Linked DNA regions of Homo sapiens: region 1 is linked to region 2. A link is a contact called in ENCODE Hi-C or POLR2A ChIA-PET data. All regions are on one chromosome and are shown on one strand. The core of a region is the stretch at or near the end of the contact, and the rest is flanking DNA. Distances in the headings are between cores, read along the strand shown.

Evidence for each region. Hi-C counts contacts between places; a loop is a spot of excess contacts on that map. ChIA-PET counts read pairs that join two places held with the same protein, here RNA polymerase II (POLR2A). Pooled maps may share reads with other maps.
Region 1: a map of ascending aorta shows a loop between it and region 2 (4-fold over the local background). The contact joins the promoter of STING1 here to the promoter of MATR3 in region 2. A Hi-C loop is called at or near these places in 1 of 168 maps with a recorded cell type or tissue (ascending aorta) and 10 of 50 pooled maps. POLR2A ChIA-PET finds 5 or more read pairs at or near these places in 7 of 52 experiments (CD4-positive, alpha-beta T cell, CD4-positive, alpha-beta memory T cell, WTC11 and 3 more).

The regions. Positions count from the first base shown.
Region 1 is chr5:139,480,026-139,487,313 of GRCh38, reverse strand. STING1 (stimulator of interferon response cGAMP interactor 1) reads left to right here and starts at 4,556. Exons shown (of 8, transcript NM_198282.4): 1 at 4,556-4,764; 2 at 5,012-5,104; 3 at 5,610-5,836; 4 at 5,972-6,155; 5 at 6,416-6,524. The coding sequence starts at 5,610. It also overlaps the pseudogene LOC101059986. RefSeq lists enhancers at 404-904, 2,031-2,531, 4,384-4,503, 4,514-4,643, 5,164-5,393 and a silencer at 5,996-6,290.
Region 2 is chr5:139,289,366-139,295,594 of GRCh38, reverse strand. It overlaps MATR3 (matrin 3), which reads right to left and starts at 1,855. Exons shown (of 15, transcript NM_018834.6): 1 at 1,790-1,855. It overlaps LOC124901081 (a long non-coding RNA gene), which reads left to right and starts at 2,038. Exons shown (of 4, transcript XR_007058956.1): 1 at 2,038-2,321. RefSeq lists enhancers at 377-1,079, 1,080-1,783.

The DNA.
Region 1 (7,288 bases), core at 3,307-5,806, 190 kb before region 2:
CCAGAACTGGTTTGTGGCCTGTCAGGAACCGGGCTGCAGTGGGCGAGCGAGCATTACAGCCTGAGCTCTGCCTCCTGTCCGATCAGTGGCGGCATTAGATGCCCATAGGAGTGCGAACTCCATTGTGAATTGCACATGCGAGGGATCTAGGTTGCATGCTCCTTAGGAAAATCCAACTAATGCTCGGATGTGAGGTGGAACAGTTTCACCCTGAAATCATCCCCCTTCCCATCCATGGAAAAATCGTCTTGCAAGAAACCAGTCCCTGGTGCCAAAAAGGTTAGGGACCGCTACTCTAGAGATTTCAGAGGAAGTGTGGCCCTACCAACACCTTGATTTTGGACTTCTAGCCTCTGGAACTATGAGAGAATAAACATCTGTTGTTTTTAGCCACGAAATTTGTGATACTTTGTTATGGCAGTTCTTGGAAACTAACAGAGACCCCTCCACATGCTTACTTGCCCCAGCTGCACCAGCCATTGCTCTGTTCCTCCACTGCCTGGCTCCTTCCCACTCCAGGGCCTTTGTGTGTGCTGCTCCTTTCAGAATGTTGCACACCCACCCGCCCTCCATCACTCCCATCCTCCTTCCAAACTCAGGGTAAATCGCTGCCTTCAGGGAAACCTGACCCTGGGTATTCCAATTTCCGCTCACGGCAGCAGGCTGAGTGCATTCCTTGTAGCCCTGCCACATCTGTAGTTAACTACTTACTCATACAGTTGTGTTCTGCCCATTTCCCCTGTCCAGCTGTAGGTGCCATGACAAGTACTGACCTGGCACGTGCACCAGCAGTCCTATCCCATGCAAAGCACGGTACACACAGGGATAGACTGCATGGATTAAGGGTGTGCGGAAATCCTGGCCTGGCACTGGAAGGCCCAGGCTGTGGGGCCTCTGCTCCCTTCGCAGCCTGCACTCCTTCCCGCACCCTGCAGGACCTTTCTCTCCAGGCAGGCCAGGCTAGGCTGGCTTCCCGGCTTCCCTGGACCCCACCATTCCCACTCCTTTTGGCCAAGCCCCAGCTTACTTTATCTGAATGACCTGGCCTCAGTGCCTTCTGCGCCTGCAAGGTCTGCATTAGAGCAGGTTCAGACTCAGGGAAATGAGCCCAGAGTAGCAGGTAGGGCAGAGGGGAGGGAGAGGGGACAGACGGGAGTGGAAGGAGGTCTTAAGACTGAGACAATGTTGGGATTCTCTCTCTCTCTCTCTCTCTCTCTCTCTCTTTTGAGACTAGGTCTTGCTCTGTCACCCAGGCTGAAATGCAGTGGTGTGATCATAGCTCACTGCTGCAGCCTTTAACTCCTTGGGCTCAAGCGATCCTACTGCCTTGAGCTCCCAAAGCACTGGGATTACAGGCGTGAGCCACTGTGCCCAGCTGGATTTTCTTTACGGCATATTTTAAACATTAAACAGGTCAGGCATGGTGGCTCACGCCTGTAATCCCAGCACTTTGGGAGGCCAAAGTGGGAGGATCACGAGGTCAGGAGATCAAGACCATCCTGGCCAACATGGTGAAACCCCGTCTGTACTGAAAATACAAAAATTAGCTGGGTGTGGTGGCACGTGCCTGTAATCCCAGCTACTCTGGAGGCTGAGGCAGGAGAATTGCTTGAACCAGGGAGTCGGAGGTTGCAGTGAGCTGAGTTCGCACCACTGCACTCCAGCCTGGCGACAGAGCAAGACTCCGTCTCAAAAATTTAAAAATAAATAAATAAATAAACATTAAACAAATGATACATGTTCAATGTAGGGAAAAGAAATCTTAGAAAACATAATGAGCAAAAAAGGACAATAGAATAAAAATCACCCATATTCCAACTGCACAGAGTAACCTTTGTTAGAACTTTGTCATATATTCTCCTGGATCTTTTTTTTTTTTTTCTGAGATGGAGTCTGCCTCTGTCGCCTAGGCTGGAGTGCAGTGGCACGATCTTGGCTCACTGCAACCTCCGCCTCTCGGGTTCAAGCGATTCTCCTGCCTCAGCCTCCCAAAGATGGCCTCGATCTCCTGACCTCGTGATCTGCCCGCCTCAGCCTCCCAAAGTGCTGGGATTACAGGCATGAGCCACTGCGCCTGGCCTTCTCCTAGGTCTTTATGTGAGCCTATTGTAGAGGAGAGAAAGTGTAGGGAATTCCCTGCATTGTTAGGGCATGATTTTGAAAAACCAGAGTTTCCAGGAAGCCTCATTGCTCCTCTGAGGCCAAGGCATCTATCAATGTGTGTCTTCCCATGTCTGGTCATGATGTGGGGAAGGGTTCAGGGCGAGGACCCCTCTGACCTGGACAGGAATGAACTACTGCTGCTCTGCGGGTGCCATCCTAGCCTCACTCTCCAGGCCTGCCCCTTCTTTGAAGCAGCTTACTGCAGCCAGAGACACTTCCCACCCCAAGGGAACTCAAAGCTTGTGTCAAGGCCAAGGAAAAATTCCCCCTCCGCCCTCTGAAGGCTTGCTGAAAATCACTGACAAGAGGCAGATTAACAGGAGGAAAAATATACAAATTTATTTGATCAGAGTTTTATGTGTCACAGAGGCCTTCAGAATGAAGACCCAAAGACAGAGGGCAAATTGTCTATTTTTACGTTTAGGTTCATTAAAGTATGGACACCCTTGTTGAAATATAATTGGACAGAAAGGGTATGCTCTAATGCTAATAGAATGAGTGGGGAAACCCAGCCTCGCCCGTCTGTCTAGATTCTTCTTGGCCTCTCTGAGCGTGTGTTCCTTCTTTCTGAGTGTGGGGCAGGGCCCTCTCTGGAAGGGGGATTTTATAATCTACACTCAAACAATGTAGGTCAGACCTTCCCTTCCCTTCCCTTCCCTTCCCTTCCTTCCTTTCTCTCTCTCTCTTTTTCTTTCTTTCTTCTCTTTTTTTTTTTTTTGAGACGGAGTTTTGCTCTTGTCGCCCAGGCTGGAGTGCAATGGCACGATCTCGGCTCAGTGCAACCTCCGCCTCCCAGGTTCAAGCAGTTCTCCTGCCTCAGCCTCCCAAGAAGCTGGGATTACAGGCATGCGCCATCACGCCCAGCTAATTTTTTGTATTTTTAGTAGAGATGGGGTTTCTCCATGTTGGTCAGGATGGTCTTGAACTCCTGACCTCAGGTGATCTGCCTGCCTTGGCCTCCCAAATTGCTGGGATTATAGGAGTGAGCCACTGCACCCGGCCTTTTTTTTTTTTTTTTTTGAGATGGAGTTTGACTCTTGTTGCCGAGGCTGGAGTGCAGTGGCATGATCTCGGCTCACCGCAAGCTCCGCCTCCTGGGTTCAAGCGATTCTCCTGCCTCAGCCTCCTGAGTAGCTGGGATTATAGGCACCCGCCACCACGCCCAGCGAATTTTTTGTACTTTTAGTAGAGATGGGGTTTCACTATGTTGGCCAGGCTGGTCTCGAACTCCTGACCTCAAGTGATCCATTTGCCTTGGCCTCCCAAAGTGCGAGGATTACAAGGATGAGCCATTGCGCCTGGCCTATTTTTTTTTTTTTTTTTTTGAGATAGGGTATCACTCTGTCACTTAGGCTGGAGTGCAGTGGTGCCATCACAACTCACTGCAACCTCTACCTCCAGGGGTCAAGTGATGCTCCCACCTCAGCCTCCCAAGTAGCTGGGACTATAGGCGTGTTCCGTCATGCTTGGCTAATTTTTTTTTTTTTTTTTTGTAGAGATGGGATCTCCCTGTGTTGCTTAGGCTGGTCTCAAACTTCTGGGCTCAAGTGATCCTCCTGCCTTGGCCTCCCAAAGTGCTGGGATTACTGGAATGAAATCAAGGCACAGAGCAAGCTGGGCTTTGGAGCAACCCACCAGGCTTCAAGTCCCCACTCTCAATTACTTAAACCAGTTATTTCACCTCCCTGAGCCTCGGATTATCCATCTATAAAATGGGGCTAGAATTATACCTACCTGACAGGGTGGCTGGTGAAATGATATACAAGTGAAGTGATATATGCAACACTTGGCATAATGTCTGGAACAAGGTAAACACTTTATTATTATTATTATTATTATAATTTAGGTTGATGCATGGGGATTTTATAACCTACACTCAAACAATGTAGGTCAGATCATTTTTCTTTTCTTTTCTTTTCTTTTCTTTTGAGACAGTCTCGCTCTTGTTGCCCAGGCTGGAGTGCAGTGGCCTAATCTCTGCTCACTGCAACTTCCACCTCTCAGGTTCCAGCGATTCTCCTGCCTCAGCCTCCCAAGTAGCTAAGATTACAAGCGCCCACCACCACGCCTGGCTAATTTTTGTTTTTAGTAGAGATGGGGTTTCACCATGTTGCTCAGGCTGGTCTTGAACTCCTGACCTCAAGTGATCCACCCATCTCGGCCTCCCAAAGCGCTGGGATTACAGGCATGAGCCACTGTGCCAGGCCTGCAATTACTTTTGCTCCTACCTAATATCATCCCCACAACCGCCTTCTGGGCAGAAACCGGCAGGCTCTCTTGGAGAAGTCACAGGCGTGGCCATTTCCTGCAAAGAGCCAAACCCCCATTCCTCTGTGCCCCTCCTCTCCCACCAAGTGCTTTATAAAAATAGCTCTTGTTACCGGAAATAACTGTTCATTTTTCACTCCTCCCTCCTAGGTCACACTTTTCAGAAAAAGAATCTGCATCCTGGAAACCAGAAGAAAAATATGAGACGGGGAATCATCGTGTGATGTGTGTGCTGCCTTTGGCTGAGTGTGTGGAGTCCTGCTCAGGTGTTAGGTACAGTGTGTTTGATCGTGGTGGCTTGAGGGGAACCCGCTGTTCAGAGCTGTGACTGCGGTGAGTGTTTCTAAACACCCTTGGTTTGGGGGTAGCAAAGGGCAATGGAATGGAGGCTTTCTCAAACCTCACCCCTGACCCCAGGACTCAGGCCCAGCTCATCAGGGCTTTGAGGGAAGGTTCCTACCTCCCTTCCTGAGGAACAGGAAATACCCTCCTTCCCAGCACCAGTAAAGCTGCGGTTTGGAGAAACGCCAGGGCTAGAGTGTTGTGGAGAAACCAATCGTTGTTAACATCTCATTTTCAGGCTGCACTCAGAGAAGCTGCCCTTGGCTGCTCGTAGCGCCGGGCCTTCTCTCCTCGTCATCATCCAGAGCAGCCAGTGTCCGGGAGGCAGAAGGTAGGCTCAAGATCAGCCTGGCAGAACGCCAAACCTAGGGCCCCTGGCACCCAGAGGCGAGGGGGTGCCTGCTGGCTGCCCTGTCCCCACTCCCTGAGCTCTGTTTTCCACTTTGTTGACTAAGGTCCTCCCTGGGGTGGGTTCCGGGGACAGGGGAACCCAGGTCCCCAAGGGTTCTTGGTTGGGTACGGCTGCACAGGACAGCTTCAAGTCTGGGTCTGGGATAGTTGCTGCCTTCTTTCTTCACCACACCTGTGGTCTCCCTGGGTCTTGGTGGGGCGTGTATGTGCAGGCCCTGCTCTGTTTTCAGCAAACCTCGCTGAGACAGGAGCTTTGGGGTGACTTATTCCCAGCCTGCCTCCTAGAGGTGTCTCTAAGAGCAGCCTCTGGGAGTGGCTGGGCACCAGGGAAAGGGGAACTGGGAGGAAGTGCCCAGCCAGAGCCTCAGTCCCAGAAGGGCAGGAGGGCAAGGGGAGAATGGTCATGGATTTCTTGGTGCCCACAGATGCCCCACTCCAGCCTGCATCCATCCATCCCGTGTCCCAGGGGTCACGGGGCCCAGAAGGCAGCCTTGGTTCTGCTGAGTGCCTGCCTGGTGACCCTTTGGGGGCTAGGAGAGCCACCAGAGCACACTCTCCGGTACCTGGTGCTCCACCTAGCCTCCCTGCAGCTGGGACTGCTGTTAAACGGGGTCTGCAGCCTGGCTGAGGAGCTGCGCCACATCCACTCCAGGTGACTCACTGCAGTACCCAGGGACGGGGTATCCAACGTGTGTCACTCCCTTGATGCCTAGCCCTGCCCCTCCTTGAACCTCTCTGGCTGAGCTGGGCTGGGGGCTGGGGTCTGGGGTCTGGCTGTCACTCACAGGTACCGGGGCAGCTACTGGAGGACTGTGCGGGCCTGCCTGGGCTGCCCCCTCCGCCGTGGGGCCCTGTTGCTGCTGTCCATCTATTTCTACTACTCCCTCCCAAATGCGGTCGGCCCGCCCTTCACTTGGATGCTTGCCCTCCTGGGCCTCTCGCAGGCACTGAACATCCTCCTGGGCCTCAAGGTATGACACAGGGGGAGGTAGAAGCTCTGGCCAAGTGGTGGCTGTGGCTGGTGTGACCTGCCCTGAGCTGAGTACTGGGAGTGGGACTGGTTTAAAGGCTGGAGTCCATGGAGTAGAACCTATAATGTCCTGGAACAGTGGGTTTGGCAATGGCAAAAGAGGGATCAAGTCAGGAGCAGGTTGGGAAGCCTTGGAGGAGGAGGAGGAGTTCTCTGGGTGTCCTTGATGGAGGCCCCCCAGCCACATCCTGCTGTCCACAGGGCCTGGCCCCAGCTGAGATCTCTGCAGTGTGTGAAAAAGGGAATTTCAACGTGGCCCATGGGCTGGCATGGTCATATTACATCGGATATCTGCGGCTGATCCTGCCAGGTGGGCCATCCTCTCTGCCCCCATTTCTCGATCTACAAAACAGACACTAAGACACACAGCCTCTTGTGTTTCTAAACACACAGAACTCACTATATTTTTCAAAGCATTTTCATGTCTACCAAATCCTTTAATCCCAAGGCATGAAGGATGTTGCTATGATGCCTAGTTTGCAGAAAGGAATATGGGGCTTAGAGCCATTAAGTGACTTGCCCAAGGTCACTTGTGAATTCTTTTTTTTTCTTTTTGAGAAGGAATCTCCCTCTGTCGCCCAGGCTAGAGTGCAGTGGTACCATCTCGGCTACTGCAACCTCCTCCTTCCAAGTTCAAGTGATTATCCTGGCTCAGGTTCCCGAGTAGCTGGGATTATAGGCACCCACCACAACGCCCGGCTAATTTTTGTATTTTTAGTAGAGACAGGGTTTCACCGTATTGGCCAGGCCGGTACAAACTCCTGACCTCAAGTGATCCGCCTGCCTTAGCCTCCCAAAGTGCTGGGATTACAGGCGTGAGCCCAGCTGTAAATTCTTTCAATAAATATTTACTGCATGCTGTGTGCTCTCATGTGCCTTTTCTAATTCACACCCTATGAGGAAGGAATAATCTTTATTCCTGTTTTATTTTATTTATATATTTTTTAAAAAGAAGAGGGTTTTGCTATGTTACCCAGCCTGGTCTCAACTCCTGGGCTCAAGCAATCCTCCTGCCTTGGCTTCCCAAAGTGCCGAGATAACAAGCAGGAGCCACCAAGCCCATACCTATTTTAG
Region 2 (6,229 bases), core at 606-3,105:
CTAAAACAAATGCACAGATCAAGGGTAGTTAAATCCTTCCAAGTTAGTTCAAAATGTGATATAAAAGCTGTACACGGCTGAAAAATATATAAAGATGATAAAGCGAAACTTCTCTGGGTAAAGTACAAAGTAATGTTCTAAGTATATACTGTTAAGTGCAAAGGAAGAAATACAAATTTAAAGCACTTCAACACACATCTGGCTAAATGATCTTTTCCAAATCTTACATAACCAAGAAACTTCATGCAGTATTTTAATGTTGTTTAATTTCGAGTTTGCAAAAACATTCTATTTAAGTGGAAAAGGCATCATCCAGAGCGTTTTTGCAACGAAAATGTCAAGCCTTTCTTGATTTTTAAAACAATACTGTGAAAAACGTCGATAGACTGCGTAGATGACTGAGCCATTAGTAAAGAAATGTTTTTAAAGGGAAATTTTAAACATTTATTAAAATAGCCTGAAACATCATTTTTGTCCGCATAGTCAACTGTTTAGATTTCCCTGGGAGAAAAATGTATTTTACCGACTATTCAGAAATCTTAAGCCAAGGTTTAAAACACAGAACGCAGTACCAATACAAAATCTCGTGACCCCTACCTACGAAATCAACGATTCTTCACATTATTCCAGCGCGCCCGAAAGACTAGCCATTTCAGAACCACCATAACCGTTCTAGAAATATCTGGCTAAAAAACTGTAACTGATCCAATAGGAATATTCCACAGAACAGGGCCACAGAGCAGGATAAACACCTAGGGGATATTCATCCACGGTAAATGCCGAACACAGAACATGGCACAGAGCTCGAAATGCAAAGAACGATGCGGCGACTACACCACGGTACTCCAAAACCCTTTGTCTGGAAACCGGAAGGTCCCACACCACACGATCCTCTCTGGAGGAACCTGGACTAATACTATTTTGATAAAGAGAAAAAGGATGTGAGGTGACTTGACTAAACAAGTGCAAATCACCCGCCTCGCACTGTACTGCAGGCGGCTTGTTCCACGACGCAGTACGAAAAACAAGCGTTAACGTTTCATTTTTCGGCCATTTTTACGCGATGGGGGGCGGGGAGGAATTGTTTCTGATGTCCAGCTAACGCCGCGCGCGCGCGCGCGTGTGGGCCGGGAGTCTTAGGGGGCGCTCTGAGGCGATGGGCAAGGAGCGGCGTGAAGGCCGAGACACCGGGAAAAGAAAGAAACGCTGCTCAAACAAGCAGGCTCTTCAGAGTCTGCGAAATCCTCCATTTTGGGGGAACATTTTCAGAGAAAAAAAGGCGAACGGGTTATTTGGCACTGGCGCTACCCAAGGACTTAGATATCTTAACCATCCTCCTCAAACGGCAAGCCCCCAGTGTACAGTCTGTCCCTCAGGCCTCGAGCGAGCTCCTCCCTCCCCCTCAGCGCCGCGGCCCGCGTGTAACGGGCTAGTCGTCCCGCCCCCGCCCACAACGAGCCCAGGACGCGCAGGAAGCTCGGCCGGTCAGCGCACCTCTTCACCCAAAATCTCCCGCCGCACCCTGGGCCCTTGGCCGGCCGCGTGTTTCCCTCCCGGACCGCTCACCTCCGCCGCCCTAGAAGGCTGGTTGCGCCGCCACTGCGCTCCTAACATGGCGGCCGCCGATCAGGCGGCTCACATACGCAACGCGGAGGGAGGCAGAGCGGGAGCGAGCAAGAAAGGCGCGCCGCCGGCTCCCCGCAGCCCCTGTCGCCGTCGTTGTCCCCTCCCGGCGGACACGGAGAACCCCCAGCCACCCGACCCCGACTCTTACCCGCTTCACGCCTACCTTAGGGAAAGGGAGAGGGAAAAGGAGAGGTACCTCTCTCCCAGCGAGCGGGACGCGGAGACTCCCACAATCCCCCGCAGCAACGGCGCTGGCGAGAAGCGGCGGCAGCGGCTGCAGCCCAAGAACAAACCCACTCTCGCGAGAGAGCTCGCCCCCACCCCCTCGATCTGGTTCGGCGCGCGCCAGGCCCCTCCCCCTACTCAGCGCGCGCACCTCGCTCGTGCACTCGCCTGCGGTCGTTGTTCTTTAATCCCGGAGATCCCTCTCCGTCATCCAGCTGAGGCGGGAAATGGAGGAACAGACGTGGCTTACGAGTTCGAGTCCCATTCCCGAAAAGGCTGTTTGTCAACCTCCTGAATAGCATAATACAAAGTTTAAATAGGGTATGCCTTAGAAGGGATTCGCGAGAGTCCCTGGCTTAGACTCGACTTTTATGCTCTCTGGTTGTTCTGTTTGCCAAGGAATGGTGGAAAGCGCCAGATATTGGGGCCACAAAGGGAAAACGATACCATTTTGGCTGGTTTTTATTTAGGTATGTTTATTTATTTATCATAAATAAACTGTGTTGCTCAGGTTGGAGTGCGCTGGCGTTATCATGGCTCATTGCAGCCTCGAACTCCTATCCTCAAGGGATCCTCCCACCTCAGCCTCCCCAGTAGCTGGGACTACAGGCTCGCACCACCATGGCCAGCTAACTTTTTTATTTTTATTTTTTCCGTAGAGATGGTGTCTCGTTATTTTGCCTAGGCTGGTCTGGAACTCCTTGGCTCAAGCAGTGCTCCCGCCTCCGCCTCTCAGCATTGGATTAAGGGCGTGAGCCTACACGCCCAGCCAGCTGTTTTTTTTGTTTTGTTTTTTGTTTTGAGACGGAGTCTCACTCTGTCACCCAGGCTGGAGTGCAGTGGCGCGATCTCGGCTCACTGCAAACTCCGCCTCCCGGGTTCACGCCATTCTCCTGCCTCAGCCTCCGGAGTAGCTGGGACTACAGGCGCCCGCCACGACGCCTGGCTAATTTCTTTTTGCATTTTTAATAGAGGCGGGGGTTTCACCGTGTTAGCCAGGATGCTCTCGATCTCCTGACCTTGTGATCCGCCCGCCTCGGCCTCCCAAAGTGGCCAGCTGGTTTTTAAAATCAGGAATTCTGTGCAGGAGGGTCGTTGAGGCGGAGGACCGCGAGCCTTTTCCTTCCTAAAGACCACCGCCGCCTTTTGGTGAATTTGACTGAATGCAATACACTCTTGGGACTGAGGTACTGGTTAGGTACCCGGGTTGGAGGGATTTGAGCTCCGGCCTTCAGAGGCTTAAGTAAATTGTTTGGAGACCTAATCTGGCTGCAACTCTCTCCCCAACCATCCTTGCAGAACTCCGCATCTGGAGAGTTGGGAATTTTCCAGCACAGTTAATGATTATAATATGGAGTGCTTTCTATAAGGTGGGCAATGCAATAAGCAGTTTACACATAACCCTACAATAACCTTGAGAGGCGGCTACTGTGGGATACCATTTGGTAGATCACAAAACTGAGACATTAAAAGGTTATGTGATTTGAGGCACGGTAGATCTCGCCTGTAATCCCACCACTTTTGGAGGCCTTGGCGGGTGGATCACTTGAGTTCAAGAGTTCCAGACCAGCCTGGGCATCGTGGCGAAACACCGTCTCTACTAAAATAATAATAATAACACAAAGTTAGCTGGGCGTGGTGGTGTACGCCTGTGGTCCCAGCTACTCACCTGGTACGGAGGACGGGGCTGAGGATCGTTTGAGCCGGAGGCGGAGGTTGCCGTGAGCCTAGTGCACCACTGCACACTCCAGCCTGGGCTACAGAGTCAGACATTGTCTCAAAAAAAAAAAAAAAAAAAAAAAAAAGGTTATGTAATTCAATAAAGTGAAAAAGCTGGTCAGTGGAGTCTTGATGCCTCAACGAAGCACTACCTGAAATGGCATAGCCATAAAAATGAAGTTACTTGGCCAGGCGCGGTGACTCATGCCTGTAATCCCAGCACTTTGGAAACCCGAGGCAGGTGGATCACTTGAGGTCGGGAGTTCGAGACTAGCCTGACCAACATGGAGAAACCCCGTCTCTACTCGAAATACAAAAATTAACCGGGCATGGTGGTGCATACCAGTAATCCCAGCTACTCGAGAGGCTGAGGCAGGAGAATCGCTTGAACCCGGGAGGCGGAGGTTGCGGTGAAGCCAAGGTCGCGCCATTGCACGCCAGCCTGGGCAACAAAAGCAAAACTCCGTTTCAAAAAAAAATGAAGTTACCATCTCAAGACAGGGTAAATTGTTTTATCTACAAAATAAGTAGTAAGCCACTGATTCACAATATTACTTTATCTCAATCTAATTTAGTCAGTGATACAAGAAATATTTCTTGAGTACCTACTGTGTCAATATATTAGGCCTCAGCCAAAGAGCAGGAAAGGAGACAAAGGCACTGCCCTCATGGAGCTTACACTTTATGCAGACATTAAACCAATAAATATGTATTTGAGACGAGTGAATAATCTGAGGGAATGAGGAGCTTTCCTGAGAAACTGAGGTTTGAGCTAATATCTGACGAGTAGGCAATTAACTAGGTGAAGGGAATAAAGCATCCCCAGGCAGAGGGATCAGAATGTGTGAAAACTCTGAGGTAGACTTTGGGAAACTGCAGAATTTTTGGTGTGTTGTTTATTTTTGGAGACAGGGTCTTGCTCTGTTGCTCAGGCTGGAGTGCAGTGGTGTGACCATGGCTCACTGCAACCTCTGCGTCCCGGGTTTAAGCAATCCTTCCGCCTCAGCCTCCTGTGCATAGACATTAAAAAGGGCTGGAGATGTAGGAAAGGGCCATTTCCCTGGGGTTACAAATTCAAATGCAGAATCTAAGATAAACTGGGTAATACAAGTCCTATTTAATACTATCCAACGCAAGTTCAGTTGGGGACACATGAATTTTAAGGTAAGGAGTGGTATATATGGGTCTTGAGCCCAGGGAAAGATTGTGGGTTAGTGACAAATTTACAAGTTAATGCCGTAAACGAAGTAACAGGAGTTGAAAAATAAACTTAAAGCCAGACACAGTGGTTCACACCTGTAATCCCAGCACTTTGGAAGGCTAAAGTGGGCCGATCGCTTGAGGCCAGAAAGTTCAAGACCATCATAGGCAACATGGTGAAACCATGTCTCTACAAAAAATACAAAAATTACCCAGGCGTGGTGGCATACGCACCTGTAGTCCCAGCTACTCCGGGGCAGGGGTAGACAGGGTCAGGGGTGGCTGATGTGGAAGGATCGACTGAGCCTGGGAGGGGGTGGCACTGCACTCCAGCTAGGCAACAGAGCAGGACCCTGTTAAAAAAAAAAAAAAAAAAAAAAAAAAAAGAGCGGCCAGGCGCAGTGGCTCATGCCTGTAATCACAGAATTTTGGGAGGCAGATCGTTTGAGGTCAGGAGTTCGAGACCAGCCTGGCCAACATAGTGAAACCCCATCTCTACCAAAAATATAAAAAATTAGCTGGGTGTGGTGGCGCTCGCCTGTAATCCCAGCTACTTGGGAGGCTGAGGTTGCAGTGAGCCATGATCACACCACTGCACTCCAGCCTGATCAACAGAGCAAGACTCTGTCTCAAAAAAAAAAAAGAACCTTAAGTGGATGCAGTGAAAAAAGAGGCCTGAGCGCCAATCCTTGAGGAACTTTAATCAAGTATAGCAAAGGAAACTTAGTGGACAGGGGTAGGGGGAGAAAAGCAAATATATGTATATATGAAGGGAAGGCAGAGGAAGGAAAGCACAGAAATTGTGTTGCCTTGAAAACAACAACAAAATACTTCAAGGACAAAGTGATCAACAGGGTCAAATGCTACCAAGAGGTCAAGATGAAGACCAATGACATCTACAAGATTTAGCAACATGGATATCAGGTAACATTGAGAGTTGCTTCCACTGAAGCGTGAAATAGACTGGAAAGGCTGAATATGGGAAGAAGGAAGACAAAAAGTACTCAATGCAGAAAATTTTGGCTATGAAGAGACTAGAGGAGAGAAAGCAGGATTAAGGGTTTTTTGTTTTACTACGTGAGGGACTTCAGCACAACGAATTGGCAGTAAGGATATCTTAACGAAGGAATTGTTGGAAAGACAAGGAGATGGGATAATCCATAATAGAGGTTCCTGAAAGGATAGGGAAGAAAGATAATTTCCTTTACAGTAACAGGAGGTATGGAGCAGACAGTGCTGAAATTTCATTAGATTGGTAGAAGGAAGACATGGACATTATAGTCAGCTAATATCAATTTACTCTGTGAGAAAGTCTTCTGTTGAGAGCTGGAGCTGCAAGAAGGAAATTTATATATTTATGTATTTTTTATCATATTTATAAATTTAGAGACAGGGTATATATTTAGAGATGGGGTCTTGCTCTCTCATCCAGGATGGAGTGCAGTAGCTTGATTGTGGC